Regions from separate parts of the Homo sapiens genome. Here region 1 is linked to region 2. A link is a loop called in an ENCODE intact Hi-C map of the cell type or tissue named here. Cell type or tissue: CD14-positive monocyte. All regions are shown on one strand. Each heading gives the region's core, and the rest is flanking DNA. Links, peaks and the distances in the headings are about the cores only.

The links. Peaks named below come from ENCODE experiments on the same cell type or tissue, not always from the same donor. Only the 100,000 strongest peaks of a DNase experiment are listed, where the experiment ranks them.
Region 1: it touches region 2 in a loop (3-fold over the local background); 13 of 110 quality-filtered maps call a loop at or near these places.

What each region holds. Positions count from the first base shown.
Region 1 is chr12:132,902,580-132,906,968 of GRCh38, reverse strand. No RefSeq gene overlaps it. Among named protein-coding and RNA genes, the nearest start is that of CHFR-DT, 17 kb to the right of the region's middle. In CD14-positive monocyte, for the core only: CTCF peaks have their summits at 1,783 and 1,983; no DNase peak of the experiment used is centred there; H3K4me3 peaks cover 568 bases; H3K27me3 peaks cover 2,087 bases.
Region 2 is chr12:133,079,120-133,083,508 of GRCh38, reverse strand. It overlaps ZNF140 (zinc finger protein 140), which reads right to left and starts at 2,586. Exons shown (of 5, transcript NM_003440.4): 1 at 2,437-2,586; 2 at 2,180-2,236; 3 at 280-406; 4 at 1-43. The coding sequence starts at 2,188. RefSeq lists enhancers at 2,598-2,797, 2,868-3,557. In CD14-positive monocyte, for the core only: a CTCF peak has its summit at 2,572; DNase peaks (open chromatin) are centred at 2,348, 2,678 and 3,288; H3K4me3 peaks cover 3,969 bases; H3K27ac peaks cover 2,331 bases.

The sequences.
Region 1 (4,389 bases), core at 74-4,073, 180 kb after region 2:
ATTTATTAGAAGAATAAATCACCCTGACAGTCAACAAATAATCTTTTTAAAATTTTTCATTGATGTATTGATTTATTTATTAGAGGGAGAGTCTCTGTCGCCTCATCTGGAGTGCAGTGGTGCCATCATAGCTCACTTCAGCCTCGAACTCCTGGGCTCAAGTGGTCCTCCCGCCTTAGCCTCCCAAGTAGCTGAGACTACAGGCACGTGCCACTGCGTCAGGCTGATTTTTGTATTTTTATTGGAGATGAGGTCTGCCTAGGTTGCCCAGGCTGGTCTCAAACGCCTGGGCTCAAGCCATCCTCCCGCCTCAGCCTCGCAGAGTGCTGGGATTAGAGGCACGAGCCACCACACTCGGCAATAATAACAATCTTTTTAATGGATCCACTCAAACAAAATAGAACCTGCTCAACTAAAATTTCCTGTCTATCCTCAAATAATATTAAAAACCATCCTATCTTAATATGAATTACCCTAAAATCTATTATTGGCAAATATAAGTTTTCAGTACATCAGTGAATGCTGAAGTTAGTTATATTGGGGAAACTGGCTTTTGAAATATATTTTTTAATCGATTGTAGATAGCATTGTGTGTTCAGAAGCTGTGATGGAAGTGGCATTCTACACCGGACATCTGCTGATACAATACACATCTCTATAGAATCTACTTATTATAAGGACCACTTCATGTATTATCATTATGAAAATCATGATCTGCGAAAATAGGAAGAAAATTAAAGCTAGAAATGTATGTGATTTAATCTCTCTGTTTTGGCTGGCCTCAATTCTGCAGCTTCCTAACACGTTTGAAGCAAGGGTCCTTGCCTGTGATTGTATTATTAATACATTCTATGTAAGCTTAGTTTAAATGATATTGTTCCAGCCAGGCGTGGTGGCACCTATAGTAACAGCTACTCAGGAGGCTGAGGTGGGAGGATCCCTTGATCCTAGGAATTCGAGGCTTCAGTGAGCTATAATGGTGCCAGTGCACTCCAGCCTGGGTGACAGCAACACCCTGAAAAAAAATTAAAAATAAGATAAAATGATATTGTTCATGTGAAAGAATGCCCATTCTTTTGCAAAGATAGTGCTCTTTTGGTAGCTTTTAGAAGTTTTGGATTTGGAAGTTGAGTTCTTCAAGTTCATTATTATTCAGGGTTGTATTTACAATTCTAGGTTTACAAACAGTTTGTCAACATCTACGAAATTAATTGCGGGGATTTTTGTCGGAGCGGCACCAACTCTACAGTTGGGAAGAATTGACATCTTAGCAATATTGTGACTACAATAATGAAAAAGGAGTATGCTCCGGTTATGTTTTCCTTTTTTTTCTCTCTTTCTCTCTCTTTCTTTTCCGTCCCTCCTTTCCTTCCTTCCTTCCCTCCCTCCCTCCCTTAAGATAGAGTCTCCCTCTGTTCCCCCGGCTGGAGTGCAGTGGCCCCATCATGGCTCACTGCAACCTCCCTCTCCAGGGCTCAAGCCATCCTTCCATCTCAGCCTCCCGAGTAGCCGGGACTACAGCCGCACACCACCAAGCCAGTCTAATTTTTGTATTTTTAGTAACGACAGGGCTTGGCCATATTTCCCAGGCTCCTCTGGACTCCTGACCTCAGGCGAGCCCTCTGTGCTCCGGACCTTCCGGAGTGCTGGGATTACAGGTGTGAGCCACTGCGCCGGCCTACGTTTTCTTTTAATAGTGTTTCATAGTTTTCTGGATACAGATGGTTTCATATTTTGTTAGAGCAAGGATTTCTTGGATTTGTTGTATCCAAGGATTTCTTTTTGTTGTTTTATTGCAAACGGTAGGCCTTTAAAGTTTTCCAGTTTCAGTTGACTTTAATATATTGGCTTTGTACTTTTGCTTCTTGTTACCTCCCCCACTCCTATCAAGCCACAGAAGAGGAGGCTCCACCGCACTTTTGATCTCCAAAATTATAGTTTAGGAGATACGGTTCAGAAAAGAGCGGGGAGGCGCGCTTCTTTCGCTGATGGGGTGCGCTCAGCTCCTGCGCTGCCCCTGGTGGCCGGCAGGGCGCGCCCAACCCTACGATTGTGGCTCGTGGCGCGCATGCGCATTCCGCCCGCGGCGTCGCCACAGGGTGAGGGAGCTTGGCTTCCTGAGAAGCCACCCAGGAGCCCCGGCTTGGGGATGACTTGAGGCCGCGTCTTCGGTGAGGAAAAGCTTCCCAGAGGAACTCTGCCGGGGAATCTCTAGAGTCATTGTCCTTTTTTAAAAATGTTTTTATAGGCCGGGCGCGGTGGCTCTCGCCTGTAATCCCAGCACTTTGGGAGGCCGAGGCGGGTAGATCATGAGGTCAGGATATCCAGACCAGCCTGGCCAACAAGGTGAAATCCAGTCTCTACTAAAAATACAAAAATTAGCCGGGCGTGGTGCCGCGCGCCTGTAATCCCAGCTACTCAGGAGGCTGAGGCAGGGGAATTGCTTGAACCTGGGTGGCCGAGGTTGCAGTGAGCCGAGATCGTGCCATTGCACTCCAGCCTGGGCAACTTGAGCAAGACTCCGTCTCTAAATAAATAAATAAATAAATAACGTTTTTTCGCTTTTTTTTTTTTTTTCTCTGAGACAGAGTCTGTTTCTGTCGCCCAGGCTGGAGGTGGTTTCGGCTCACTGCAACCGCCGCCTCCCGGGTTCAAGCGATTCTCCTGCCTCAGCCTCCAGGGTAGCTGGGATTACAGGCTCCCGCCACCACGCCCAGCTAATTTTTGTATTTGTAGTAGAGATGGGGTTTCACCATCTTGGCCAGGCTGGTCTTGAACTCCTGACCTTGTGATCCATCCGCCTCGGCCTCCCAAAGTGCTGAGATTACAGGCATGAGCCGCTGTGCCCCGCCATGCGCCGCATTTTCTTTCTTTCTTTCTTTTTTTTTTTTTTTTTTTGAGACGGAGTCTCGCTCTGTTGCCCAGGCTGGAGTGCAGTGGCGCGATCTCAGCTCATTGCAACCTCCACCTCCCGGGTTCACGCCATTCTCCTGTCTCAGCCTCTCCAGTAGCTGGGACTGCAGGCGCCCGCCACCACGCCCGGCTAATTTTTTGTATTTTTAGTAGAGACGGGGGTTTCACCGTGTCAGCCAGGATGGTCTCGATCTCCTGACCTCATGATCCGCCCGCCTGGGCCTCCCAAAGTACTGGGATTACAGGCGCCGCATTTTCTTATCCATTCATCTGTTGATGGACATTTAGGTTGCTTCCAAATCTTGGCTGTTGTGAACAGTGCTGCAGCAAACATGGCAGTGCAGACATCTCTTAGACATGCTGATTCCCTTTCCGGTATCTAGCCATCAGGGATTGCTGGAGCTTGTGGTAGCTCAATTTTTAGTTTTCTGAGGTACCTCCAAACAGTTCTCGGTAGTGGTTGTACTAATTTACATTCCTTCCAACCGTGTATGAGGGTTCCCTTTTCTCCACGTCCACCAGAGACACTTTCCTTAAATTCATAAGCAGAGATTCCCTCATGTTCTGGAATGTTCCCATGCGTTATTCTTTACTTTCTCTGGAAAGTAAAGATCTCGGAGTGAGATCTGTTTTAGGCATTTCCCTTCACAGAGGGGTTGGCAGCGGGAAACAGAGAGCACCTGGTGTTTCCTTAATCAGGATTGTTCTGGGAGGAAATCCATGCAAGTCCAGAGAAGTGCGTGGCCCAGGTGAGACTTGCAGAGAACAGTGTTCGTGCCTACAGCTTGGGGAGTCTGGGAGAAGGAAAATGAGCACTCCTGTGGATGTGCTTTATTCATTTCTTCCTGTCTTATTTTCCCTACAGGGTTAAAGTAGTTGTAAAGAAGAAAGTTTTGCAAAGTACATGTATTAAAACTCAAAACATTAGGCCAGGTGCAGTGGCTCATGCCTGTAATCCCAGCATTTTGGGAGGCTGAGGTGGGCAGATCACACGGTCATTAGATCGAGACCATCCTGGCTAACACGGTGAAACCCCGTCCCTACTAAAAATACAAAAATTAGCCGGGCGTGGTGGCACGCGCCTGTAGTCCCAGCTACTCGGGAGGCTGAGGCAGGAGAATTGCTTAAACCCAGAAGGCAGAGGTTGCAGTCAGCCGAGATTGCGCCATTGCACTCCAGCCTGGGCAACAGAGCAAGACTCTGTCTCAAAATAAAAAATAATAAAATAGAATAAAAATCATTATTTCCACTTAAAATAGTTCATAGCGGCTGGGCACAGTGGCTCACACCAGTAATCCCAGCACTTTGGGAGGCCAAGGCAGGCAGATCACCTGAGGTCAGGAGTTCAAGACCAGCCTGGCCAACATGGTGAAACCCTGTCTCTACTAAAAATACAAAAAAAAGCAGCTGGGTATGGTGGTGCATGCCAGTAGTCCCAGCTACTAGGGAGGCTGAGGCAGGAGAATCGCTTGAACC
Region 2 (4,389 bases), core at 129-4,128:
TGCTCCAATAAGGAAACCACATCTGGCTTAGAAATGGAAAGACCTGCTTGCAGAAAATGAAATAAATTCAAGATCAGTCATTGAATCCTAAGAGGGGCCACAAAGGAAATGTCAGATGTAAGTTTTTAAAATGTCTAAAAATAAGGTGCAGTTACGTCCCCATCTTAAAACTAATTTTAAGAAACCCCATACCTCTCTTGGGAATATTCAGCCAGATAATTATAACAGCCACCCTAACGGTCAAATTTTGCCTTGAGGGAGATGAAGAAGAATACTTACCCAGTGAGACCAGATGGCCATAGTTCTCCAACATTACACATCTGTACAAATCTCTTTGAGCAGGCTGAAGCCATTTCCACTCCTCCTGGGAGAAGTCTATGGCCACATCTCTGAATGTCACTGACCCCTGAAATGACGGACAGATATTTGCATGACCAGCACGCATGCCCCCAAACTCCCTCATCAAGGAATAAAATGAGTCTCACTGTGGAGGTTAGGCAATGTGTCTAAGTAGTAACAGTGAGAGTTTTCAGAATTCTGAGTAATTATATAATGAAGAGCCTAGCTCTTGTGTTTTGTTGTATAACTGGAGAAAAGGAGAAAAACATAAATTATCTGTCCTGAGATAATTTACAATTTTATTCAAAATAAAGGATTATACACATGAACAATATGGATTTTTGGCATTGGTTGTAAAAATTCTTAAGATTTTACAGTATTCCTTTATGTTAATAAACAATGTATATTTTCCTTAATACCAGCCTATTTTAATATAATTCAGCCAGAATTTCTTCAGGGTAATAATTCGCTACAGCAGATAACAGCACCACCCTTCAAATGGGGCATACAGTCTCAAGTTTGTCACAGTTATCCCTAATCCTAAAGAAATACCTGTGAAACTTAGTGGTAATTTTAGCAATGTCACAGAACAAGGAGGATAAGCAATAAAGAATCTTGATTCCGCAAGAAGAGAATGTAATACCTCCCAGGACAGAACCTAAAGCACTTTCCCTCAGAGTTAGGGGGAATAATATATAAGCCCTTGCTTTGCAGCCTGGTTTTGCACCACTTGAGTGATCCACATTGATCTATAAGGCATGAATGGGAATTTAAAATGTCTCAAACTAGTAGCAGTCCCAGATGGATGGCAGTTATAATTTACAGTTTTGAAGTTTAATAAAAAAGTGATTAAAGACTGTTGACTAATAAAGCAGCTGTTTCCTACACAGCAAGATCTGCAGCAGAGGTGGAAATTGGATTCCCCAGCAAAACTCAGAGAACCTCTGAATTTGGAGAGAAGTATGACAAAAAGTAGGATAAAGAAGTGGAACTGAAATGAGGGACTCATTTTGAATAGTTGACCCTGTTATCCCCACTGCTGTGAAGCACAATTACCAGCCAAGCCCTTAGGCCAAATCAAAATAAAAATGTGTTCCTTATGTCATGTCTGAAAAATGAGCTCTGAGGATTCGGAGATTTTGTTTTGGTCACTTCTGCATCCTCAAGACTTAGAATGAGTTGCACATTAGAATCACTTGGAAGGACTGTTAGACTGCTGGGCCAAATTCTCAGTTTCTGATTCAGAAGGTCTGGGGTAGGACTCAAGAATATTCATTTCTAATACGTTCTCAGATGATGCTGATACTGCTGGTCCAAGGATCACACTGTGGGAACCACTGAAAGTAGAGGTTCAGTAAAAACATATTGAATAAATGAATAAAGGGGCGCTGGAGTAACGTAAAGCACTCCTCATTCTAACACTGTGGGAAAGAGGAGGCGATGTAACAGCTGGCACCCTACCCTCTCACCCTAAAACATGCCAGCCAGGTCAGAAACCCCGCCCACATCTGGATAGCTTCCTGTCACTCTCTTCATGTATACTTAAGTATAAGCACCTGAAAAGGAGGAACAAGGGACAGGGTCCTGGGGTTCTGCCAGGCAGGTGGTTGTAGGAGAAAGAAAGCCACGTCCCAAGTCCTGAAAAACACGGCTGCACTTCACAAAGAAAAGCGGAAACAGGCCAAGTGGGTTGGCTCACTTGAGGCCAAGAGTTTGAGGTTACAGGATGCTATGATCGCTCCACTGCCTGGGCGACAGGAGGAGACCCTGTCTCTCTCTTAAAAAAAAAATAAAAATTTATATATATATATATATATATATTTATCAATCATTAGCTTACCTGAGACATAGCTCACAGAAGGGAAGGAGGAGATCAGAAAAGTGTAAAATGGCAGACCTGGCAGAGAGAGAAAGGAGCCCTGAGCGAACAGGCCAGCTAGGCCGCGCCCAAGTCACTAGATTCCCGCACTGGGGATTCCCGTGGCCCCCGCTCCGCGCCTCCCACGTAGAGAGCAGGGCGCCCTGAGAGATCGCGCTTGGACCACTGGCGCCGGCTTTCTCTTCCTGCCACGGCGCGCCTCCCCAGAACCCCCTCACCTAACAGTGGCCACAGAAGGATGCGTTTCCGTGGTGCTTTCCGCCAGGTGGGCGTAGCGTTCCAGGGCTCCGGACCGAGTCACCGCCCGGGGCCATCCGGCGCAGACCGGGAGGGCTCCTTTCGTTGCCTACAGCCAACACAGGCCAGACGCTCGGCGCCGCCCCCCAGGGCCCCTCCGCGGGCGTCGCAGGAATTGCGTCTTCAGAAGCCTCGCCGACGTCACCCCAACCAGGCCGCCGGCCTCAAGAAACTACAATTCCCAGAAACCAATGCGGCCCTGCGCGCAAGGGCTTTTCGTTCCTACTGGAACTCCCAGAGCGCCTCGCTGCCGTGCCCAGAACGCCAGGAGACAAAGAACGAGGGCCTGCGACAACTACAATTCCCAGAGCCATCGCGGCCCGGTGCGCCAGAGCATAGGGGCTATCCTCCCACGCCCAGAGCCGAGAAACAAAGAACCCGGGTCCTAGGCAACTACATTTCCCAGAAATAACCGCGGCCCCCCGCGGAAGAGTACACAGACCTTTGTGTTCCTATAACTGCCAGAGTGTCTCGCGGCCAAGCGCACAACTAGCGGAGAAACGAAGAACGTGGAACTCAGGCCACCACACTTCCCAGAAACAACCGCGACCCCGCGCGAGAGAGCATATGGCTTTCCCCGCCCCACTGCAACTCCCAGGGTGCTTTGAGGCCAAGCGCACATCATCGAAAGACAAAGAACACGAGCTTCAGGCAACTACACTTCCCAGAACCTCTAGCGACCGTGCGCAAAAGAGCGGAGGACGTTCTTCCCCTACTACGACTCCCAGAGTGCATCGTGGCCACGCCCAAAGCCGGAAGACAACGCAGAGCTCTGGCGACTACATTCCCCCAAACTCCTGCGCCGCACGCCAGAGGGTATAGGGTTTTCCTCCCCTACTACGACTCCCACAGTGCTTCGCTGGCGTGCACACACGGCCCAGAGACAAGGAACTGGAGACTCAGGTGACTACACTTCCCAGAACACACCGCGGCCCAGCAAGAGCCCAAGACCGCCTCTATTAAACAACTAGGATTCTTAACAACGACTGTGGAGTCAGTACTTCAGTCTAAGACCTTTTGCTACTGGAAAGGGGTCCGGATCTCAGACTCTAAGAGAGGGTTCTTGGATCTTGCACAAGAAAGAATTTGAGGCGAATCCATAAGGTGAAAGCAAGTTTATTAGGAAAGTAAAGGAATAAAGAATGGCTAATCCATAGGCAGGGCAGCCCCGAGGGCTGCTGGTTGCGCATTTTTGTGGTTATTTCTTGATGATATGCTAAACAAGGGGTGGATTATTCATGCATCCTCTTTTTAGACCATATAGGGTAACTTCCTGACGTTGCCATAGCCACTGGTGGGCAGTGAGGACAATCAGGTCGTTCTCATCGCTATCTCGGTTTTAGTCGGCTTCTTTACTGCAACCTGTTTTATCAGCAAGGTCTTTATGACCTGTATCTTGTGCCAGCCTCATGTCTCATCCTGTGACTACGAATGCCTTAACCTCCAGGGAATGCTGCCCAGCAGGTCTCAGCCTTATTTTAACCAGCCCCTACTCAAGATAGAGTTGCCCTGGTTCAACCGCCTCTGACAGTGGAAGACGTAGCAATGAGGACAGCCAGAAGTCACTCTCATTGCCATCTTGGTTTTGGTGGGTTTTAGCCGGCTTCTTTACTGTAAACTTTTATCAGCAAGGTCTTTATGACCTGTGTCTCATGCTGACCTGCTGTCTCATACTGTGAGTTAGAATGCCTAACGGTCTTGGAACGCAGCCCAGTATGCCTCAGCCTTATTTTACCCAGTTCTTATTTAAGATGGAGTTGCCGGGTGCTGTGGCTCATGCCTGTAATCCCAGCACTTTGGGAGGCTAAGGCGGGCAGATCACCTGAGGTCAGGAGTTTGCAATCAGCCTGGCCAACAGGCCAGAGTGTAACCTC